3 separate regions of the Homo sapiens genome follow, and all the other regions are linked to region 3. The links are chromatin contacts, found by Hi-C in ENCODE. All regions are on one chromosome and are shown on one strand. The core of a region is the stretch at or near the end of the contact, and the rest is flanking DNA. Distances in the headings are between cores, read along the strand shown. Region 1 holds the start of OR4C3 (olfactory receptor family 4 subfamily C member 3). Region 2 holds the start of OR4B1 (olfactory receptor family 4 subfamily B member 1). Region 3 holds the start of OR4X1 (olfactory receptor family 4 subfamily X member 1).

Region 1 (3,925 bases), core at 821-3,320, 61 kb before region 3:
GGCACGGTGGTGGGTGCCTGTAGTCCCAGCTACTCGGGAGGCTGAGGCAGGAGAATGGCATGAGCCCAGGAGGCAGAGCTTGCAGTGAGCTGAGATCACACCACTGCACTCCAGCATGGGCGACAGAGCGAGACTCTGTCTCAAAAAAAAAAAAAAGAAAGAAAATAAGATTCAAACTCAGATTGCTCTATCTCCAGAGCCAAACTCCTAACCTCTCTGCTATAGTGTAGCAGCGGTATTGCTGATGTCACACAATGTGACGAGAAGAAATAGAAGCCAGGCCTGGATGCAGAAAAGCCTGCTATATATGGCTAAGTGTTAAGTAACATTTTGCCTCGTGTTTCTACAACTCAATTAATTATCACACAGACTCAAATGATGTCAACATGGATTGCTACTTAAAGATCTGGATGATGGATCAAAAATAACTCATTTTAAGCTTTGGTTTAGTCACTTCAAAAATTGATAATCTTGATTAATTGACCAACTACATCAGTAAACAGAGCTTCCTCATTTCTAAAATAGGAATAATAATCATTCGTACCATGTATATTTCATATAGTTGTTTTATAATCAAATTATGCAATTCAAGTGAAAATACTAAATAAACAATAAAAGTCAGTGAAGGCTGGGCGTGGTGGCTCATGCCTGTAATCCCAGCACTTTGGAAGGCCTCAGTGGGCAGATCACTTGAGGCCAGGAGTTCTAGACCAGCCTGGCCAACATGGAAAAACTCCATCTCTACTAAAAATACAAAAATTAGCTGGGCATGGTGATGGGTGCCTGTAACCTCAGCTACATAGGAGGCTGTAGCACAAGAATCACTTAAACCTGGGAGGCGAAGGTTGCAGTGAGCTGAGATCGTGCCACTGCACTCCAGCCTGGGTGTTGAAGTGAGACTCCGTCTCAAAAAAAAAAAAGTCAGTGAAGATGAAATTATGCTTAAGATGGAATACAACTATACATGATACAAAAAAAGTAAGGCTTGGTTTGTTTCACTTACAAAAATAAAGTCATTTTTATTTCCTGCTTTACCACTCATTTTCCACCTGCAATTTCTTACCATGTAAAGAGCTTTCTCATGGCATTTTTTACCTCTTCATTTCTCAGGGTATAAATGAGTGGATTCAACATAGGTGTCAGAATACCATAAAATAATGCCATATTTTTGTCTATAGGTAAAGTAGAAAATGGATGCACATAAGTAAATATACAGGGCACAAAGAACAAGGCAACAACAATGAAGTGGGCTCCACAGGTGGAGAGGGCTTTGCATCTCCCATCTGCACTGTGGGACCTCAAGGAGTACAGGATGACAATGTAGGAGGCAGCCAGCATGAGGAAGTTCAACAGGCAGATTAAACCACTGTTGGCAACCACCAGCAGACCAATGACATACGTATTGGTGCAGGCAACTTCCAGCAAAGGGTACAAGTCACAGGCAAAGTGATTGATCACATTGGGCCCACAGAAGGGCAACCAAAGGACCAGGAGGAGCTGAACCAATGAATGCAGGAAGCCCCCAAGCCAAGCCACCCCTACAAGCATGGCACAGAGATGCCTGGTCATGATGGTAGTATTGTGCAGGGGCTTACAGATGGCCACATAGCGGTCATAAGCCATCACTGTGAGCAGAATGATCTCAACACCTCCCAAAAAATGAGCTCCAAAGAGCTGAGCCATGCAGCACTCATAAGAGATGGTTCTCCCCTCATACAATGAGTCAGCAATGAGTTTAGGAGCCATAGAAGAAGAATAAAAGGTGTCAATAAAGGATAGGTTGGCCAGGAAAAAATACACAGGGGAAGCCAGCGTGGGGCTGGAGGTGATAGTGACCACAATGAGCATGTTGCCACAAACCGTGACCACATAGATCAGCAAAAAGACCACAAAGAGAACTCTCTGTACCTCTGAGTTCTGTGAGAGCCCCAGCATGAAAAATTCTGTGATATTTTGTGGTATGTCCATAGATTCCAAGGTCACTGAGAATGCAGGTGCAGTATTGCCTATAAAGACAAGGAGAAACATAAGTAATAGAACTAATTGCATGGGGGAAAAACATTGCAAGTTTTCCTTTAATATATCCTTTGTTCCTCTTAACCCTCTTCTGTTCCAAAATTCTTATACAAATTTAATCTTCTGACCACAAAATGTCTGTTAACTTTAGCATCACTGGGCACCACATATCTCAGTTATTAGATGAAAATAATAACTTAATTATCTAAATTTGCATTTTTGTGGCTGCTGGGATTGAACATTTATCAGACATTTATTTTCCATTTCAAACTGGAGTAAATCTCTGATCACTTTCAACATAGATTAGATCACACTTGAGAAAACCATGTAGAGTTAAGACCTCCTGAAATCTCCTGAAATCTCTGCATGTATGGTCCATACTTTGAATTAAACTTTCTTCTTGGGGTTTGCAATGAGGTTGGTTACACTTTTTGTTGGTTTTTCCAATGCTAATACAAATTGATATAAAACAAACTAAAGCAGGATTGGAAGAAACTGACTTGGTTGTGGCTAGAAACTTACCAAATTCTCTACTTCTCTACTTTCTCATTTGCTGCATCTGCATACTGTGAATAGCATCATGCCTAGGAAGACAACTTAGCTTTCTCCTCCCCCTTGTTTTGTACATTTTTACATACTTCTGAGTTTTGCTTTCTCTGACCTTGGTGTAATCCTTCTAGTTAAGGACTACTAGTCCCCCTGCAATCTACGGGGAGGACTCAAAGTAAAAAACAAAATTTAAAAAAAGGGGAGTATCAGTGAAAGGTACTAGTAGATGATTATCTGCCTATAACTACATAAGGGAAGCTACAAGGGCGGAGGGAACAGATGCTCTGTCTTAACCAGCTATCAGTTATAACCTTATGTGGCAGAATATTCCTACTCACCCTTTATTCCCCTAATGATACTAAGGAAATGCCTATGAAATAGACCTAATAGTCCAGTAGATAGTTGTGGGGTTTGTTGGAGGGACTTAAAAATTGCTCTTCTGGTCTTAAAATTTACATTTCTCTTATCTGAATTCCCTCCTCAAAACATTCACCCTCAGACATCCCAAAAACTATCAAAAAACTAAAACTCACCAAATCACTGTATTCAGGCAATAAGATATCAGACTCCATATTTATCATAATTGCTTCCTTAGCCCTCCCTGTTTTCCTAACCGACCACCTACTTCTTATTGTCCAACTCCTCTTCCTTACCTGTCTCTAACTCCTGTTTTAACAGTTAACGTTTCCTCCCTGCTATATAAACCCCTAATTTCAGTTGGTTGAGGAGACTGATTTGAGACTAATCTACCTTCCAACTGCAATACCCAATTAAAGCCTTTTTCCCCAGGAATACTCATCTCAGTAATTGGCTTTCTGTGTGGCCAACAGCAGGACCTAGACAAAACCCCTGGCACTTTGGTAACACCTGTGCCTATCTTAAATTTTGAAACTGTCACTAACCCTCTCCACCACCCTATCCTTTTCCTGGAAACATAGGTCTTCTTAAAGTAGTTGAATCCTCCAACTTGCTGCAGATTTAATGCTCAGTATGACAAGAATTAAAGGAGAACCATCAAGTGTCAGAAGAAGAAAGAGGTACCCAGATATATAGAAACACTGGAGAGAAAATTCATATACTGATCATGAAACTGCTACCTTTTTCTCTCTCTACACTTCATTGCAAGAAGGTAAATATAGCTCCTGCAAGTGACAAGTCTGATGGGGACTTTTTGAAGGTAGAACATTATGGCCAAAAACACAGACAACAGTGATGAGAGGAAACACCTACATAGAATTTAGCCTTTGCCAAGCACTATCCAAACACTTACATAGGTCAGCTTGTTTAATCCTCACATCATTCCCATGAAGTAGATTACTGTTTTTATCCTCATTTTCAGAGGAAGAAAGTAAGAAATGCT
Region 2 (3,800 bases), core at 572-3,071, 47 kb after region 3:
TAAGCATTTTCTAACATTTTGTATTTTTCACATCTGGATAAGACTAACAATGTTTTTGTGAAACACTGTATTTGTGAAAATATTTGACTTGATCTTTCCATAGTGATAAGTAGAATCTATGTCATTTTGATATTATTTTTTTACAAATGTTGGACATTGTGAGAAAGACCAGACAGATTTAAGGACCATCTCTTGTGAAAACATATCACAAGAACTAAAAATGCTCCAGGGACTTTTCTGGGGCTTATGGTCAGATGGTCCATGGTACAAGATACCAGGAGCCAACCAGAAGAAAAGAAAAGTCCCTGGATGTAATTTTCAAAGACATACTTGTCAACATTGTAGATCAGATTGGTGCCCTCCTTCCTAAATATTCCCTGATAATTCCTCTGGTTGGTTTCCTTTTTTAATGAAATAGAGTTTGTTATCATGAGGGAGTTTGAACAAAGAGGGGAGAAAGAATGAAGGAAGAAAAGAAGGAAGGGAGGGAGGAAGGAGGAAGAGCAAAAGGGAGAAAGAAAAGAAGTGAGGAAGGGAGGAGGTAACAGGAAGAAGTGACTTAATCTAAAAAACATTTATCAACATGTTCTCCTTTGCATTTGCACTTGGTTTGAGGCTTCATATTACCCAAGCCCATGATATTGTTGGATATCATGAAGCCAATCAAGTTCTCTAAGACTCTGCGAGACTATCTGACCTCTGTCCTTCAAACATTACACCAGCATACCAAGTGTCTTTGGCTACTAAGCAGAATCACAGCAGCAGTATCATTAAGCCTTTATATTTGTTTCTGTCATTCTTGAATATCCCACTAAAATCAAAATCCATTTCAAGAACAGAGAGTAATCAGACATACATTTTGTATCACTTTTTCATCCCTAAGCTCTTTTTTCACTCCCTCCCTGGATTCTCCTTTTTGCTCCACAATCTTCTTATGGCGATTTTCACCTCTGCATTCCTGAGTGTGTAAATGATGGGGTTCAGCATGGGGGTGATGACCGTGTAGAATACAGCCACAAGTTTATCTTCAGTGAAAGTGGAAGAAGGTCGCATGTAGAGGAAGATAGCAGGTCCAAAAAACAAGATGACCACTGTGATGTGAGAAGCACAGGTGGAGAGGGCTTTGTGCCTCCCCTCTGCAGAATGGTTCCTCAAGTTGACCAGAATGACAATATAAGAGGACACCAAGATGAGGAAGGAGAAGACAGAGAATAATCCACTGTTGGCCAACACAATAACCCCCTCCATGAAGGTGTCAGTGCAGGCAAGCTTGAATAAAGGCTGGAGGTCACAGAAATAGTGGTCAATCACATTGGGACCACAGAAGGGCAATTGGATGATAACGAGAATCTGAATTATGGAGTGACAAAAGCCCCCCAGCCAGGAACCAGCCACCAGAAGGTGACACAGTTGACGACTGATAATGTTCATATAATGAAGAGGCTTGCAAATGGCCACGTAGCAATCATAGGCCATCACCACAATCAAAAGGATCTCAGCAACCCCAAAGAAGTGGAAGAAGAATATCTGAGTCAGACAGCCTTCCAGAGAGATGGTTTTAATCTTGGCAAGTAAGTCTATGATGAATTTAGGGGCGATAGTGGAGGAATAACTGATCTCCACCAAGGACAGGCAGCTAAGGAAGAAGTACATGGGAGAATCCAGACTCTTGCTGATACTGACCGTCAGAACGATGAGGCCATTGCCCACCACCGTGGCAAGGTACACGGGGAGAAACACCACAAAGCATACACTCTGCACAGCTGGATCCTGGAAAAGGCCAGTGAAAATCAACTCAGTCACATTACTTGTACTGGCCATGGATTCCACTCAGAGAAGACAGATCTCAGAGAAGAGCCCTGTGACAAAGCACATGCAATCATAACGCTAATCCTTCATGTTTATTTAGCACTTGCTTGTTAATAAAACCCTTTTATGCATATTTTCTGACTCATTTGTTTATTTATTTATATAGTCAATGTTTATTCATTTGGTGCTCAATAGCCTACCCTATGCAAGACACTGGTCAAGCAGCCCCACAAAAACTCTATGATCCCCATATAACAAGTAAGAAAACTGAGGCTCAGAGAATTTGTGAATTAGCCAAGCCTCCCAGGTCATATTATTCCAACTCATACATTACTTTAAGTAAAAAAAATTACCGCTTTCAGCATGAAAACCATTTATATTAATTACTAACATTTCTCCTATTCTCCATTTTCTCTGGTCATGTCTTTGTGTTAGAGATTGTATAGTGACCTTCTGCTCCTGACTCTTTTGTTTCCTCCATTTATTTACTCCCCAGAAATGCCAATCTAAGTGAAACATCTCCATTTTAGGGAATATCTTTGATGTTTTCATTACATGAACTATGTAAGTTTCTGAATTCTTTCAGACCCTATGGTTTTTGCCCAGTCCTATAGCTTCATGAATTTTACAACCATTTTGAGAAAATGTTGGCAGCTGAGAGCTAAGTGAACATCCAGAAGTTGTTTGGAGAATAGCTCCCTATCAAACAATAGTTTGAATATAACATATGGACAACACCACTTTGCTTGTTTCTGTCTTCCAGTTTGCTTGCCATTAGCAAACATTTTTGTCAGCAGAAGGTGCAGGATTTCTTTTAAAATAACTCTTTAAACCAAAGATTTTATTAAGTACCTACCACAGGCCTAGGCAACTCAGGACATAGGAAAGGAGAATGGAACATGGTTCTAGCCTGAAGAGGCTTGTAACTTCAAATGATTAAACAACACATTTATGAAAAGAAGGAGAGAAAAACTTCAAGATTTTCTCTGCTTTCAAAACTATGTTGAAGTATCTCGGGCCGGGAGCAGTGGCTCAGGCCTGTAATCCCAGCACTTTAGGAGGCCGAGGTGGGTGGATCAACTGAGGTCAGGAGTTCAAGATCGGCCTGGCCAACATGGTGAAACCCCATCTCTACTAAAAATACAAAAATTAACCGGGCATGCTGGTGGGCACCTGTAATCCCACCTACTCAGGAGGCTGAGACAGGATAATCACTTGAACCCGGGAGGTGGAGGTTGCAGTGAGCCAAGATCTCACCATTGCACTCCAGCCTGGGTGACAAGAGCAAAACTCCGTCTCAAAAAATATTAAATAAAATAAAATTATTTTGAAGTATCTCTTATTCACCTTACTTTTCCTTCTTCCACTTGTGCTTCCATTTGAAAATATTCAATACTTTTTCCTCCCCAATTTCTCTCATAGTGAAAATTTGAAGAGAAACACAAGGTAAAAATCTGCTGAAAGATGCTCAGTAAGGAGCTTGGCTAAAACTGGAGATGAAGTGGAGTATTAATTGGTGAAGAAAAAAAAAAGAGGTACCCAAGAAAACAACTGAAAGGGAAAGAGAAAGCAAGATGGGACTCTCTTACCGGTGTAGAGGAATAGAAATAAGGGAAGCTTCAAAAACAACACAAGAAGGCTGCCAAGGGGTCTGGTGGCCTGGAGGAACTAGAGCATCTTGTTAGCTCATGTTTGCCATCATGTGGTTGTTAGGATGATGATGAAGATGGTGAACATGGTGGTTACCAGATGTTTACCATCTTCATTGTCATTGTCTTCCTAACAACCACAACAACTGCAGATGCTGCTGCTGTGTATTCCGGGTCTACTGTGTGCTAGACTGTGATAAGCATCTTACAGTCATCCCCTCATTTAATTCTTCCTGTACCTCTTTGAGGTAGCTAATTATTAGATGAGAGAAATGAGGCTTACAGAAGTTTAGTAACTTGTCCAAAGAAACATAGCTTGCGAGTGTTTGAGCCATAGCTGAA
Region 3 (3,783 bases), core at 325-2,824:
TTCTGGGCACATTCTTATAGTCTGGTGGCTACTGGAATAAGACTCAAAGAAGAAGGTTAAAATATGGGACAGCAGTGCCTTCAATTTGCTTAAAATTTCCCTGTTGTTCTTTTGGATTCTTGAGAACCCTGAGTCTAATGCTAGCATGAGCTCATGTGAATCTCTTGACAAGAGTCAACGTCTTCCATTCTCAGGACTAACCCTTCTCAGTCAGCTTGCCTGCTTAAAACCCTCTCAGCAAAACCTCAGTATGTCAAGTCAAGAGACTTTCCAATCATGCAAATGTTCAAACTGATAGGACATAATGACCAGTGCTCCCTGAAACAGTCATTCTCAATCCTCACCTCCCTCTTCACCATTCCCAGACTGACCTGGTTTTCTGGAAGAGTTTATTCTCTTTAGACCAACCAATATATCTCAAAGCCACTGTCAGATTTGGAAGCACAGCACTAGAAGACCCCTCTTACTCCATCCTAGAGCTCCCTTTAATCTTGTCCAATCCCATAAGATGAGGAAACTGAAACTTCAAAAAAGGTGACTGGCCCAAGGCCACTCACTCCATTGGGCAAGGTAGATGCAGAGTGAGATCTTACATGCCCCAATTTCCCATCCCTTACTCCTCCTATTTTCCCTAACTAAATCATCTACTTCTCTTCTCAAATTACTTTTCCCCCAATAAATCTCCTCATGGCATTTTTCACTTCAGCATTCCTGAAGGAGTAAATCACAGGGTTTAAGAGAGGTGTGACCACTGTATAAAATACAGCAACTATCTTGTCTGCAGGGAGGGTGACACAGGGCCTAATATAGACCAAGGAGCAAGGTATGAAGAACAGGTCGACAACTGTGACATGAGAGGCACAGGTGGAGAGGGCCTTGTGCTGCCCCTCCAAGTTGTGGCTTCTCAGGAAGTGCAGGATGATCAGGTAGGAAGCCATCAGCACGAAGAAACTGACTACGGAGATGGAGCCGCCATTGGTGATGATCAGCAGGCTAATGAAGAAGGTGTCTGCGCAGGCCAGCTCCAGCACTGGGTGGACATCACAGAAGTAGTGGTCCATGATGTTGGGGCCACAGAACGGGAGCTGGAAAATCAGGAAGGTTTGCCCAACAGAATGCAGCAGGCCCCCGCCCCATGCTATCCTCACGAGGAGACCACACATTCGCTGGTTCATGATGGCCATGTAGTGCAAGGGCTTGCAGATGGCCACATAGCGGTCATAGGCCATCACCATCAGGAGAAAGGCCTCAGTGCCACCAAAGAAATGGAGGGAAAACATCTGTGTGAGGCAGCCCTTGAGAGAAATGACTTTCCTCTTGATAAAGGAGTCAAAGATAAGCTTGGGGGCCATGACAGAACAGTAGCAGATCTCCACAAAGGATAAGTAGCTGAGAAAGAAATACATGGGGGAGGTGAGCACTTTGCTGGCCAGGATGGTCACCACAATGAGGCCATTGCCCAGCACAACAGCTGTGTACATGAGGAGAAACATCACAGAAATGACCCTCTGCTCACTCCAATTCTGGGAAAATCCCACGAAAATTATTTCAGTCACATTGTTTGTAGCAACCATATTTTAAAGCACAGGAGCTGACAGCCTGGAATCACAGAAATCAAAGAACTCTCCTCAATCATTAGAAACATCCTTCCCAGGCCTGAGGACTATCATCATCCTGCTCCCTCTTGAGTTTGTTCTCTCCCTTGGTTTTCCCCAAAACATGTTCTGAGACAAGTGAACAAAACAGCAAATATCAGCTGCTTGATGTTATTCCCAACATAAGCCTCGATTTTGTAGTGTTGCGGCCTTGAAGTGTTTTTGCTGATCTAGCACATGCTGATTGAATGCTCACAAGAAAAATCAGAGGACATTTTATAGATAAGAAAAAAACTGAGACTCAGAGAGGTCCAGCCACTTGCCCAAAGCCACACAGCTCTTATTTGAGCCCAGATCTGTGTTTCTCAAAATGTACATGCTTCCACTACATCTCCTATGCCTAAAGAGTGCCTGATGTCTACATCTGCTTGTGCAGACTTGTCATGTCCCAGGGTTCTGATTAAAGGGTCCCAGGGTTAAGCACATCAACAAGCCCTCAGAACAGTCAGCTACATTATAAAATGGGACTGAATATGCTAAGTGACATACTAAGTCACAGAAATAAAAATATTGTGTAAGTCCACTTATACAGCACCTAGAGTACCTAGAATAGTCAAATTCATAGAGACAGAAAGTAGAATGGTGGCCGCCAGGGACTGCAGGGGGAGGAAGAATATGGAGTTAGTGTTTCATGGTAGTTTCAGTTTGGGGCAATGAAAGGTGTTCTAGAGATGAAAGGTGGTGATGGCTGCACAATTATGTGAATGTATTTTAATGTTACTCAGCTATACACTTAAAAATTGTTAAGATGGTAAATCCTGTTGTGTATTTTACCCCAATTTAACTAACTAATTATTGAAATGCCTTCTGACTTGTTACTGCCTCATAAATTTCCCCTTCTCCATACCTTCCTCCAAGAACAGTGGTTGAGGCTTTGTGATTTTCCTTTCCTCTTCTCAGTTTCTTTCTTATGCCTATTAGGGAACCTGGTTAGCTTCACAGATTTGAGGTTGGGGTTGAGAAATGTTAGCACTCGGTGTAGAAAACTCATTCCACGTGATAGTATAAGGCAAGATTGATATGATGAACCACTATAAGGTACTCTGCAGAAGTGAGTGATGTGGTAGAAGCATGTACATCTCGAAAATACAGACCTTGGTCCAAAGAAGAGTTGTGTGGCCTGGGACAAGTGATGAAACCTCTCTGAGCCTCAGTTTCCTGATCTATAAAACAGCCATAATGCCATCCCCTCGTTGTTGTGCCCTCCCTTTAGCTCCCCACCATGCTCCTCTGTGTACCCAGCTGATCCTTCTGCCATATACCAATCTTTCACACACAGGATGTTTATGCAGAAGGCAGGAATCTTACATGGGGAGGTTTCATCCTCACGGAAACAATGACTCTATCACTAGGTGAGTATTTTCTGTGAAATTTAGCTTGAAAGCAAATGTTCTATAATTACTTCTGGTTTGGAGTGTCAATGAGAGGTCCCCTCAAAGGATTTGTAAGGACCACTTTAGTCTTCTGATTTTAAAAGATTCATTGTTGTATTTTTAGTCCAAGCGTATTGAAGGTTAACAGAACAAGATGTATTTACAATATAATCATCAAATTGTCTCAAAAAGCTACAAATTGAGTGGATTTAGAGTAGAATTTTTAAAAGGAAATTAACATGTATTAAGCCTCTGCACGGAAAAGAAATACCTTTGAGAGATAATTTCATAAAGAGGTCAATAGATGTGTAAACCACTGACAGTGTTAGTGACATTTTGCCTGCGATGTCTAAAATACTTTAATACTGACTTTGTAATTGGCAGGGCCAAAAGAAGAGAACCTGAAACATAAATCTGTGTTCTAATCAGACAGCACATTAAATGGACATTTCCGGGGTTCACAGTTAAGGAAACCTAAAATGGGGATGCACACAGAATCTCAAAGAAGGCCTAACCTCAGTAAACAACTTCTGTGAAAATTTCTAAATATTTAAAATGAAACCAGTCCCTACTTTGTGGTTTCTTATTTCACTTTTCCTGTCATAGAACCTCATGTACTATGAGGTTTTGAAAAATAAGATTGGTCAGACTGGTCTTTTCGAACATTCTTCTCTCCAAAGATATCCTATCACAGAGAAGTCAGATGCAGAGGCCTCTCTCCTTCCTAGTTTCCTATACAGAGTAATCATAAGCTG

The links. Hi-C counts contacts between places; a loop is a spot of excess contacts on that map.
Region 1: a map of K562 shows a loop between it and region 3 (4-fold over the local background). The contact joins the promoter of OR4C3 here to the promoter of OR4X1 in region 3. A Hi-C loop is called at or near these places in 2 of 168 maps with a recorded cell type or tissue (CD8-positive, alpha-beta T cell and K562).
Region 2: a map of heart left ventricle shows a loop between it and region 3 (7-fold over the local background). The contact joins the promoter of OR4B1 here to the promoter of OR4X1 in region 3. A Hi-C loop is called at or near these places in 3 of 168 maps with a recorded cell type or tissue (heart left ventricle, posterior cingulate gyrus and transverse colon).

Annotation. Positions count from the first base shown.
Region 1 is chr11:48,323,065-48,326,989 of GRCh38, reverse strand. It overlaps OR4C3 (olfactory receptor family 4 subfamily C member 3), which reads right to left and starts at 2,070. Exons shown (of 1, transcript NM_001004702.2): 1 at 1,035-2,070. The coding sequence starts at 1,968. The coding sequence ends at 1,060.
Region 2 is chr11:48,214,831-48,218,630 of GRCh38, reverse strand. It overlaps OR4B1 (olfactory receptor family 4 subfamily B member 1), which reads right to left and starts at 1,821. Exons shown (of 1, transcript NM_001005470.1): 1 at 892-1,821. The coding sequence starts at 1,821. The coding sequence ends at 892.
Region 3 is chr11:48,261,652-48,265,434 of GRCh38, reverse strand. It overlaps OR4X1 (olfactory receptor family 4 subfamily X member 1), which reads right to left and starts at 1,574. Exons shown (of 1, transcript NM_001004726.1): 1 at 657-1,574. The coding sequence starts at 1,574. The coding sequence ends at 657.